Regions from separate parts of the Homo sapiens genome. Here all the other regions are linked to region 1. The links are chromatin contacts, found by Hi-C or POLR2A ChIA-PET in ENCODE. All regions are on one chromosome and are shown on one strand. The core of a region is the stretch at or near the end of the contact, and the rest is flanking DNA. Distances in the headings are between cores, read along the strand shown.

Evidence for each region. A loop is a pair of places that touch in the nucleus more often than their neighbours do. ChIA-PET counts read pairs that join two places held with the same protein, here RNA polymerase II (POLR2A). Pooled maps may share reads with other maps.
Region 2: a map of endothelial cell of umbilical vein shows a loop between it and region 1 (4-fold over the local background). The contact joins the promoter of LINC02915 here to the enhancer-like site in region 1. A Hi-C loop is called at or near these places in 1 of 168 maps with a recorded cell type or tissue (endothelial cell of umbilical vein).
Region 3: a loop to region 1 is called in a map of endothelial cell of umbilical vein, with 9 times the contacts of the local background. The contact joins two enhancer-like sites. A Hi-C loop is called at or near these places in 1 of 168 maps with a recorded cell type or tissue (endothelial cell of umbilical vein) and 2 of 50 pooled maps. POLR2A ChIA-PET finds 5 or more read pairs at or near these places in 3 of 52 experiments (BJ, H1 and endothelial cell of umbilical vein).

Annotation. Positions count from the first base shown.
Region 1 is chr15:38,994,368-38,998,316 of GRCh38, forward strand. The region is part of intron 2 of LOC105370777 (a long non-coding RNA gene); the gene reads right to left. Among named protein-coding and RNA genes, the nearest start is that of LINC02915, 250 kb to the right of the region's middle. Within about 2 kb of position 1,869, at least 3 of the 41 ENCODE cell types and tissues checked have a DNase peak (open chromatin) inside an H3K27ac peak, as active enhancers do; they include endothelial cell of umbilical vein, where a contact is called at or near this core.
Region 2 is chr15:39,248,819-39,252,767 of GRCh38, forward strand. LINC02915 (long intergenic non-protein coding RNA 2915) reads left to right here and starts at 1,851. Exons shown (of 2, transcript NR_144508.1): 1 at 1,851-2,045; 2 at 3,241-3,949. All of the region lies in intron 1 of LOC105370777 (a long non-coding RNA gene), which reads right to left.
Region 3 is chr15:38,842,334-38,846,282 of GRCh38, forward strand. No RefSeq gene overlaps it. Among named protein-coding and RNA genes, the nearest start is that of LINC02694, 150 kb to the left of the region's middle. Within about 2 kb of position 2,063, at least 2 of the 41 ENCODE cell types and tissues checked have a DNase peak (open chromatin) inside an H3K27ac peak, as active enhancers do; they include endothelial cell of umbilical vein, where a contact is called at or near this core.

The DNA.
Region 1 (3,949 bases), core at 619-3,118:
TCCACTCCCCTAAACCCCTAAAGTACACAGCTCTCCCAGATCAAACACACACACCAGCACTTTTTCCTCTGGGAAGGCCAGTACTCCCTCTCTACTCTCAGTAGCAGCCTCTGTCATTTGTCCTTTACTTGCCAAACAAAAGCCTATTCATTTATTTGTTGGAGGTGGGGGATCGGCTTCAGGAAAGCTTGCATCACTGTATTTATTAAAGATTGCACAGCCCAAATGCAGATAAAGCTTCTCAGAGTAGGAGAAGAAAAAACACTACTCTTCCTTCTGAGTCTTCTATGGTAGTGAAGGAAATGACAGACTAAGATGAGAATATTTTGCTCCACTATGTTTGTGTGTATCATCTGGCTCTCCTACTAGATTGTAAGCTCCATATAGTCAGTGAATTTAGCTGCAGAACTTCTTCTGTATTTCACATTTATTAAATAAATTTAAATGAATGAATAAATAAATCTGAATAGGGATTTTATTTATTAGGTGTGAAAGTTTATTCTTTTTACTTTCTCACTCTTTCCTTTCAACAGCAAAGGTATGCTGTTCAATGTTTAATAACCAGCTCTTCATGGAGACGGGGAAGTCCTGATCTGCAGAACTTGCCAATTTCTTTGGTGTGAATATTCCTGTTATAGGTGATTGCAAGTGAGTAGCTCACAAAATTCCTGGAGATTTAATAATTGGCTCTAACATGCAGTTACAGAATAGCTCCAGCATACCACTAAAAATAGGTATTAAATTTGTTTTATATATTATAGGGAAGATCCAGTATTCTTTAACATAAATTGAAACTATAATACAAATTCAATGGCTATTCTTCTAATTATATGACTACATGTATACACAAATAAATGAACAGGTGTGCAGAAAGAAGTTAATGTAGCAGGCCTGAGACTGATATCCAGAAAAAAAAAAAAAAAAGGCTTACAAGGTTGGCCCGTGACTGGCTTTGGGGAACTTACATTCTAGAAGGTTTCCCACTATTCCCAAAACTCCACGTGGAATCTCTTCTCCTCTGTATTATCACAGTATATTGATATACTTTCATTATGGAACTTAATACATTGCCGTATTTCCAGGTCCCCTTAGCAATCCCCATTTTCACCCCCAGTTCCAAGACAACGAGCTTCCCAAGGGCAAAAGCCACTGCTGTTCTTTTTGTGATTGTAGTGGGAAATAGAAGGCCCAGCACCTACTAGGGCATTGGGTTCTCTAAATAGATTGTATTGCATGGGGCAGGGACATTTTAGGTCATGAGAGAGGTTGACTATGGTGTGAAAAATGAAAGACTATTTAGATGGAGGGCCAATTCTGAAGCTTTGTTGACAGTGAAGACAGAAACAGATATCCCTGTCCCTTCTCCTGTCTCTTATCCATACTGTGTTCTGGTGAATGGGTTATGGGACATCTATGTGCCCTTTCCTCATTGTGTTTCCAATGTCTACTGTGCTATGGATATCTGAAGGGCCTCCAATGTGCTTGATCTTTCATAGCACCCCAGGTGGCTGCTCAACTTTCCCAATTCCCATCATATGGAAGGCAGCAGAGCAGAAAGGTTGGGACAGAAACAATACTAATTAAAGGTCATTGGAGAAAGGGTTCCTTCATTAGGAGATGACTTCAAGGAATCAACAGGGAAGACATGAAGTCTCTAATTCTATGAAATTCAAGTCTCTAATTCTATGAAATTCCAGACTTCCCCTTGTTGGCTATTGTTTTCCCATGTTTCATTAAAACTGGTTTCAACACTTCAGTAACATGGAATTTGAAGGCTTGTCTTCCATTTTCACTCAGTCAGGCATGCCTAGCATTTTACTGGTAGACTGAAGGAATGCAGGTCACCCAAACAGGACAGATGACTGGAATAATTTGAAATCATGCCTAGTCTTTTTTTTTTCTTCTCTCTTAGCTCATGTACAGAAATGTTGGAAGCTTATTAACTTCTGGTAAGAATAGTTAACAGCAAGGATGAGAGAAATGAAGCATTCAGATGATTAATATAAAATGGTATCAAAACAATGGGTTACTCATTGCATTTTTTCATTTCCCAATGATGAAAAGCCACTTCCGTTCCTCCAGCTTTGGAGCGAACATAATATAAGCACAAATGAATTGAGTGGGAGAAAGTTTTATGACCTTTATTATTTGGCCCAAGTTCACAGCAATGTCTGAAGAGAATGCCAGGAAATCTCTGTTTAGACTAATTTGCAGAAGAAACTACTGTTAGGGAATGATAGCTGTGTATTTATTTATTGAATTCGTCTCTTGGACATAAACATACTGTCTACTAACCTATTTACATGTTTAATTAAACACATTTTCCATCAGATTAAAATGAGAACAGGAAACTACCTCTCAATGGGTTTATGTGGAGTGTCAGCCACATGCCAGACCCTGCACTAGAAACCCTGGTTGCACAGTGGTTAACAGAACAGACTTGGTCCTTGCCCTTGTGAAGCTTATAGTTTTGTGGGAGAGAGAAATTAAACAAGAAAACAATTAAATGAATAATCACAGATTATGATGTACAATAAAGGCAGTGGGTGCCAGGAAGAAGAACTTATATTTGGTGATGAGAGACCACCTCTCTGAAGAAGGTACATTTAATCTGAGGCCTTAAGGATAAGGAAGAGTCAGCTGGGAATAACAAATGTCTATTTGTGGGAATAAACAAGGAGGGGACGTGCACACAGGCAGAGTGAACAGCGTGTATGTGGATTTGAGGCAAGAAATACCTTGCAGAGATATGGAACTGAAAGACTGTAAATATGGTTGGAGCATACTGAAGAAGGGGAGAATGGTATATGACATCCTCTACAGTAGCTAGCCCAGTCCCCTCAGCACGCTAGGGTTCAATACATCTAGGGTTCAATACATTTTTGTTGATAATGAATAAAGTTCCTAAAAAAATTTTAAGGTTAACTTGTGCCCCAAGTTATGATCTCATCCCCAGTCATTCTAACATCTCTTCCAAGAATAGAAACTATTGGGGAGAGGGCACACAGCCTCCTGGGATAGACATACACTAATGTGGACGCTGAATTTTATGCAACAGAAATAAAATACTGCCAGTGAGTTGTGAATTTGCCTATTGGATTAAGAAGCTTAATTCAATGGAGTTTAATTGGGACAGATTGGTTGGTGATAGTTGGTAGCAGGGAGCTGGAGTGTTTAGCCAAGAACTACAAAAATCTTAACACTCTTTTTGCTATGGCCTCATCAATAACTGTGTCCCTCAGCTTAAATCCAAAGCAAATGGAGTTGATGGGGTGGAAAAAAATTATTTTGTACTCTATCAGTGTGGACCTAAATCACTGACATTTTCCAGTCATGTAAACTTTAAACCAGGAAAAATGAATCCAACTCATGAGGGCATCCAGATTGTATTTCAGCTACGCACAAAATGAAGAATGGGTAGACTACCAAGGAAACAAGTAGCATAGGGTATAGTGCCATGATTCAGTTTCAAATGAAATTCATATTGAGATAAAGACAAATAATTGAGCCAAGTTCTGAACTTATTTCCAACTCTCCCAGACTGGAAGTGCTCAAGAATATACGACCAGCAAAAAAATTCATTAACAGATTCTTTACCTTCTTGAGCACTCTTTTATCATCCTGGAGATTTACTGGAATGAGTTGACTCAATGTAAATTAGAAACATATGGATTAAATATCTCAAAGTCACCAGATGTGATGGAGATTTTGACAAACTAAAAGATCACTGAAAGGTATTTGGAAGTGTTTTCATAATCCAAAAACCACCAGGTTGGCCCATCTTTAAAAATGAAGTTATGACCTTGTAAACATTATAATAGTTCTCATGTTTTTATGTTTAATAACACATTCTGTCATCACTGCTCATAACATATAATTATTTGGGTGTAAAACTGAATATGCAGATGTAAAAATGGTAGAAGGGTGTCCAATGGAGTAGTACTTTTCT
Region 2 (3,949 bases), core at 601-3,100, 250 kb after region 1:
TTGGGAAGAGAAAGGTGAAGGAAAAAAATAGTAGGAATCAGACTATGGAACAAGAAGAACGGGACAAAGTTTCAAGTCCAAAGTGAGCAGGTAAGACAAAAATAACTGAACTTAAATGACAGAGTAGTCTTCAGGGAAAAAAAGAGAGAGAGAGAAGAGACTAGAGAACACATTTGCTTCAAGTGCTTGAGGAAAGCACACCTCCAGTGTGTAGAGGAATCACAGGAGGAGATTTTGCATATGGTGTCCAAACTCCCTTCCCAAGAATTTATGTTTCCTGAAGAACACTGCCAACTTCCCCCCTCCATCTTAAAATGGTAAGAAAGAGAGTTAAAGAGAAGGTAAGGGAAACAAATAAATAATTACGATAATCCAGTTATATTAGATATGTGTGCATTTTAAAATAACTTCAACAACCATATGAAATTGTGGCTCTTGTTCCTGTTTTTTTTACAGATGAGAAAATTGTAGCTTATGGAGTTTAAATAATTTGCTCACAGTCACAGAATTAGCGCTAGAATTTAAAATCAAGTGGTATGACTAAAAAACCATGAGAAAATTCATTCCTTCTTTTACAAAACAAGTCACTCTCTACTGACAATCAAACCCAAGTCCTCTAGATTCTCCATAATATTATTTACATCTATCCTCTTCTATCCAGCCCTACTGTCCCTCCCTCATAGCTTACTAAGTTTTCCCCAAAAGCCTCCTGACCTCCCTTCTCTGTGTCCCCCCATTCTTTTCCTTTCTTCTTTCCTTTTCCTTCCTCTCTCAACATGTATCTCATCAATTCCAACCTGCTTAAAACCCTTCAGTGACTTCCCACTGACCTAAGATTAAGTCATTGCTCTCAAATATGGCACTGCTTACCCATTGTTCTGCATATTATATTCTCTCTCCATCACTTTCTATGTTCCAACCACATTGGACTTCTTTAATATCCTCAAAACTACAAGTCGTATACCAGGGAAGGGCTTTTACACAGGCTGTTTATTCACTGTGGAACACTCCCTCCTCCTCTTCTCTTAGCTCAGCCATTCGCAAACTTTTGGGGCTCGGCCCCTTTGTGCTCTCAAATCTTCTGAAGAACCCCAAAGACCTTTTCATTTTAAAAAAGGTAGATTATATCATTATATCATGTTGCAAATTAGAACCAATTCTTTTTTAAATATTTAATTCATTTTAAAACAACATAGTAAACTGATTATACCTTAACATAAATAACATTTTATGAAAACATAGCCACGTTTTCCAAAACCAAAAATACATGAGTGAGACTAGTAGTGCTGTTATGCATTTTTTGCAAATCTTACCAATATCTGGCTTACTAAAGGATAAATGGATTCTCATGTCTGCTTCTGCATTCAATCTGTTGTGAAATCTATGTTATGCAGCTTCTGTAAAACTCCATTGTACACTTGTAATGCAATAAGAATGAAAAGGCAAATGACTTCTTAGTATTATAGGAAAACAGTCTTAACTCCTCCCTAAAAGTGTCTTAGGCAGAGACATCCAGGAAACCCAAGGTATACATTAGGAACTCTTAATTATCCTTAATATCTTGTCTTAAAGTTAAAATTTGCAAAGATGTCTTTCCTGACCTCAAAGAATAGGTCTGAGTCCTCTTGTTATATGTTTCTATAACATTCTTACCTCTCTGTCAAAACACTCACCGTACCTATAATTTATTCAATAATTTGCATAAGGACAGGGACCATACCAACTTTGTTCATAGTGAGTCTCCAGTGCTCAGCACACAGCAAGGACTCAGAAAATCTTTGTGGGAGGAAGCAGGAAATAGAAGGGGGAGAGCAAGGAAGTAAGGCCTCAGACTCAATGACACAGCTCCCTGACAATCGCTCCATTCCTTCAGCAGGATGTACACAGAGATATAACTTTCTACAGCATCCACTGCAGCTCTGGGCTCCATTTCCCTTTGAAATGGGATGGGAGAAAGGGGCAGGTAACAGACTGGAGTGAGGAGACTGAGGAGAAACTGTAGAGAATAATACTTAGGAGTACACGTGCTGGATTCTCTCATTAAGGTAATCATTCAATATTTACTAAGCAGCTACAATTTGCCAGGCATTCTTCTGGGCACTTGGGACACATCAGTGAACAAAATAGAGAAAAGTTTCTGGCCTCAAGCGATTTACAGGCAGACCTGAACTCAACCACACATCCCTCCACTTGAGTTGGCCTGGATTGTTTGTTTAATCTTCTTGTGCCTTATTTCTCTCATCAGTAAAATGTGAACAAGCCTTGAGAGTTTCCAGGTGAGAACTAAATGAAAGAATATCTTTAATGTACCCAATAGAATCAGGCACCTGGTAGGTGCCTAATAAATGGAAATCTTTCTGCTGGCAACTCTTATTCCAAAATTGATTTTTTTTTCATGTACAGAAACTATTCGATAGATTAGAATCCAGTCACTCACAGGATATCACTTGGGTAGTTGTCGGGGAGGGGGAGTGGTGTATTTAGGGTCTTCTCAGGATTCGGGGGGCTGGCTGCAGTGTCATTTTCCTATAGAGAAGCATCACCTCTGGCTTCCTCTCTTCTTCACAAGCCACCTGGATATGTTTACATTGAACTATGCAAGGTACTATTGTAGTCTTAAGCTATGCAGTATTTCAAAACAGACTTTCCTGAGGACTCTTACAAAAATAATTATGCCACGAGTGTCAGACTATTTGAAAGAAGATATTCATAGCCAACTGTTTGTAAGGGACCACCTCCTTACATGGGTTTATTGTGTATCATAGGGTTGCTGGGGTTTTCCAACTTCACCCTCTGAGTGTGGGTTGGCCTTTCTGAGAAAGCTACACTGCCTTTGAAGTAGGACTACCAGGAGAGAGGGGGGAAAAAAAAGTGTAGGGCTCTTTGACTTTTCATTTCCCTTTCTATCTACTTACTCTTTGTGCCTTCTCCAGTTAGTACCACACTAGAGAAGTGTTAGGTAGAGGAAGAGGAAGAAAGAAAAAAGGACAATCTTATCAGTTGATTTTGCTATGTGTTACCAGTCTGGTAAAAACATTTGAAGTTAGAAAGTATTCAAACATGAATAAAGTTTGGGAATTACTTGTATGGATTTAATTTCCTCAGAATACCCTCATTGTTCCTTCGCAGGAAATATTCATGAGTCAACTATCCAGAATCATAGTTATTATTCAAGCGGTGTGGGTTTAAAAGGAGATTTGATGCCATGGCAAACCTCACTGACTTAGACTGTTCTTCAAGTTAAAGAGCAGGATGATGTCTGAAGTGGCTGAAACACATATGGCTTCAGTGTGTCAAGAAGACCTGAAAGATCCCACATGGAAGTGAAATTCATTACTGGCAAGCACGGTGGCAGGAGACCCCAGAGGGCTGAGCCGCAAAGAATTTGCAGAGCCTTATGGCTAACTCCATGGCCTAGTTTGATCTTGAAGTTACTGTCTTGGATAATCCTCTCAAATCTGTTCCTGCACTTAAGAGCCACTCATCACATGACGGAGCTCCCTCTCAGGTTCCTTTACATCGCCCTGTCAGAAATGACTTTCAGGGAACAGACATCACATCAAATCATCCAACAGATGTCCCTTTCAAATAAGTTGGAGCAGAACCAACTATATGGAGAAGTCATAAACAAAGAAACAGACAACCCAGTGATTTCCAGCGGATTGACATTACTCTTTGCACAGAAACCTCAGTCTCCTGGGTGGAAGAACATGAGTTCAACAAAGCGTGTGTGCACTATATTGGCTGACTCTTGCCGTGCTCAGGCTCATGCTGCTGACAGGGGAGAGAGGGGACATTTTGGAGTCCAAATCTTGCATCATTTCATTGAAGTGTTCAATGTCATGGCTGTAAGAAGTAACCCATTTTAATAACTGGCATCAAAGGATTTAGGAGAGAGAAACCCAGTATCCAGACCCATTTCCGTCAGTGACACTCTCCTCGTATTGGG
Region 3 (3,949 bases), core at 813-3,312, 150 kb before region 1:
TCCAAGACTCTTCCACAATTACTGTGGGACAACAGTAAATAGTCTGCAATTTTCAAGGGCTCAGTATCTTTTAGTCCTAAAAATGGCTGTATGTTGACCTTTTGCCACCCAGCTGTGGTGTGATGGAAACTGGGGGGCCCAATCTGAGAGTGAAGTGCCTTGTAATCCTGGATTTCAAGAATGAGCCTGAATTTATTTTCCTGTCAGCTCATGATGGTGACTTGTTTCTGAAATTCTTTGCACTAGTAATAGACTGAGCATTCTTAGGACTGCACAAAGAGAACTTTGAAAAGTCCTTTAATTTGTCTTAAGTTGACATAGCTGTTTATTTTCTATTTAGTTCTATCTATTCTTTTTTAATATTGAAAGAGAAATTTATTTTTAATACAATTAAAAGCTTAAAAATATAAAGTAAGAAATGTCTTATTTCTAGCCTGCTTTCAGCTAACAGTTAATAAGTTTATTTTGGCTCATGCTCAAATAAAATACACAACTTGTGGCTACCATCCTTGTCCTAACCCTCTTTGCAGCCTTGAAGATAGCTTCCCTCATCAAGAAAAATCATCCCCATTATTTAAGCACTTTACCTAACCCTATTGAGCTTTTTTGTCTTAGTCCCTAAACTAAATGTTTAAAAAGTAGGTTAAATTTCAAAACTGACCACAGGTCAAGTTGAGAATGAGATGCAAAGTTGAGCATATGTCTCTAAAGTCCTAAATAACTTTCCAACTTGGTCTTTCAGGCTGGTAGGAGGGATTCTGGGTTGAAGCCATGGACTGGTACAAACATTTCTGGAGGAATATACACCATGACTTGCACATTTTGGAATAACAACAATCATGTTTTTCCAATAGCATATAATCTCAAATTCTTCTCTCCAGGAGGGAAAAAAGCATAAGCCATACCATCTGGCAGTGGCTAGATTAGTTTCACATTGGAAAACTGTTGTAGAGGGTAGCTGGGTGTCTCTAAAGCGATGGAACCACAATAAAGATTCAAGAAACAAAATAATAATTGCAATTAAAAATGAAACACTGCCAAATTCTTGAGTTGCCGTCTAGGGTTTTAGTGGTTTGGTTATTTGTATCTTCATTACTTCTACACTCTGGATACAGAGATTCCAGGGATTAGCGGGTGGCAATAAAGTTTCATTGTAGCACAGTGAGAAATGCAAACAGCATTACAATTTGTGAGGCAGAACAAAACCAAGCTCTTTTTAATTCATGTTAGCATAGAAGCAATGTAACCAAAAAATACAGAAATAGTCTTGTGTTTGGAAAAGGATGGTAGTGGGATGCATTGTTTTGTGTCATGGATTGATTTGGGACATGCACTTAATCTTTTTTTTTTTTTTTTTTTTTTTTTTGAGATGGAGTCTCTCTCTGTCTCCAGGCTGGAGTATAGTGGCATGATCTCAGCTCACTGCAATCTCTGCCTCCCGGGTTCAAGAGATTCTCCTGCCTCAGCCTCCTGAGTAGCTGGGATTATAGGCACATGCCACCACACCCAGCTAATTTTTGTATTTGTAGTAGAGATAGGGTTTCACCACGTTGGCCGGGATGGTTTCGATATCCTGACCTCGTGATCTGCTCGCCTTGGCTTCCCAAAGCGTTGGGATTACAGGTGTGAGCCATTATGCCCAGTCATACTTACTCTTACTGTGTCTATTTTGAACCTCTTACAAAGTTTCTGTCTGTAGGAGATTTATTGTCACTAATACTTTATGGAATTGGCTCTTATATTGGTGTATATTGCTTGATTTTTTCTACGTTTTAAATAATCTAAGAAGGAGACACTGAAAGCAAGCTTTTCCGTTTCAGTTTTTAGTTTTGCCACTGAGTGCATTGCCTTAATACAATTGTGTTAACTTGTGAGTTCATTCTGTTTCACTTACCCTTTGCAATGAGGAAGTAAAATAGGGATATATAAATAACTCAAAACTTAATTACTTATGTTAGGATGGAAAATATATGATTTAACACACACATCAGGGGAAAAACAAGGTTCAAGTAATAAATATGTTCATGATTAACGACCAGAGGAAATTCCATTGCAGGCACATCCAGGCTCACTCACACACAAGGCATGCCACTGATAATCCTGCACATCCTTCCCCCTCCATCTCTGCCTCAGCCTCCATTCAAATGCACATTCCTCCAAACAGAGTATACACACAGACACAGGATAAAATTGGTAAAGAAAGCTCATGTCAGTTAAATGCCAGATTTTGATGAGAAAGCTTATTAATTGGATAAGCTACGAATCTCTAAGGCAGATTACTGTAAATGGGGAGGGGTGAGGATGTTGTTAGAATTGAAACTTAGAGCCTCACAAAACATGATTTGTGAGGTATCTTTCCCATAGTGATTTATTTTTGGGAACAAAATGTCATTTGTATAAAATATATTGTTGGCAATTGATATAGTCATTTAATTTTATGACAGTGTATTTTAGGAATAAATGCATTCCCCAAAGGGGCATTGGCATAGAATTAGCAATAGAAATGATGTCACTGCTATAAGGAAATCCAAAGTGGCTAAGATTCCAGAGAGTCCTGCAGAGGTCTATAGCCTATGGATTATTAAACACTGCTGCCTGATAAGGGGTGAGAACAAAAAGAACAAAAGCAAATGTACATGATTTAGAAATTCCGAAACATGGTTTGAGCAACTGGAAATAGAAACCAAAAGCTTTCTCAAATATGTTTTAAGTAAACTATCAGCCTACAAAAGAATACTTTTTTAACTTTGACCAGCAATGTAAAACTTTCAAAATATGCATAAAAATCTTAAATACATACTCAGTTTATACAGAAAAATAGGCCTGGCGTGGTGGCTCATGCCTGTAACCCCAGCACTTTGGGAAGCTGAGGTAGGAGGGCTGCTTGAGCCCAGGAGTTTGAGACCAGCCTGGGCAGCATGGTGAGACCCTATCTCTACAAAAAATTTAAAAATTAGCCAGGCATGATGGCATAAGCCTGTAGTCCCAGGTACTCCCAAAAATCAATAATAAGACTTGGGCAGCTCAAGAGGAAATTCTAAAGAAAGGGGATCTGATAATTAAATCATGAGATGTATCCTGGACCTCCTGGCATTAACCTTCTGGGAGGCAGCAGGAAGGAGATAATCTCAGCCAATGTCTCTATTCTGCAAAAAAAATGGAGCCCAGAGAAGCTAAAATGGTTTGGGTAGAACTCTACAGTAGTTCACTCTGATTGATATGGGCTTCCTATGTTTGATTCAGTTGTAGGAATCCTATCAATGAAAATTAGTTTTGGCAGGAGCCTGCTCTGTCAGCTGTGACCCACTATTGCCTTCTACTACACTATAATTACATGCCCACTCAAAAGGTATTAGGACCTCCACAGATACCAAAGTGTACTGAAAGTAAATTGAAAACGAATGGGAAACAAAATGCAGTTTAAAAAGCTTCACAAAATCAGCAACCTTAAACAGAAAAAATTACCATTTTGCCCCAGATAAAATCTCAGGATGCCATCAAAGGCAATCCTTTGAGTATTTCAGGGTCTCAAATTGTATTAGTGGGAAGGAGGCAAAACAATTCTATTTGGACTTGAACTGAACCAAAGTTTAATTTGAGATAAATTCCATAATTTACCTAGGAATCAGTGTCTTTTTTTTTCTTTTCTTTTCTTTCTTTTTCTTTCTTTCTTTCTTTTTTTTTTGTTTTTTTGTTTTTTTGTTTTTTTGAGGCAGGGTCTTGCGCTGTTACTCAGGCTGGAATGCAGTGAAGCAATCATGGCTCACTGAAGCCTTAACCTCCAAGGCTTAGGCGATTCTCCCACCTTGGCATCCTGAGTGGCTGGGAGTACAGGCACATGCCACCACCCCTGGCTAATTTTTCATCTTTTGTAGAGACAGGGTCTCGCCATGTTGCCCAGCCTGGCCTCAATATTCCTGGGCTGAAGCAATCCTCCCACCTTGGCTTC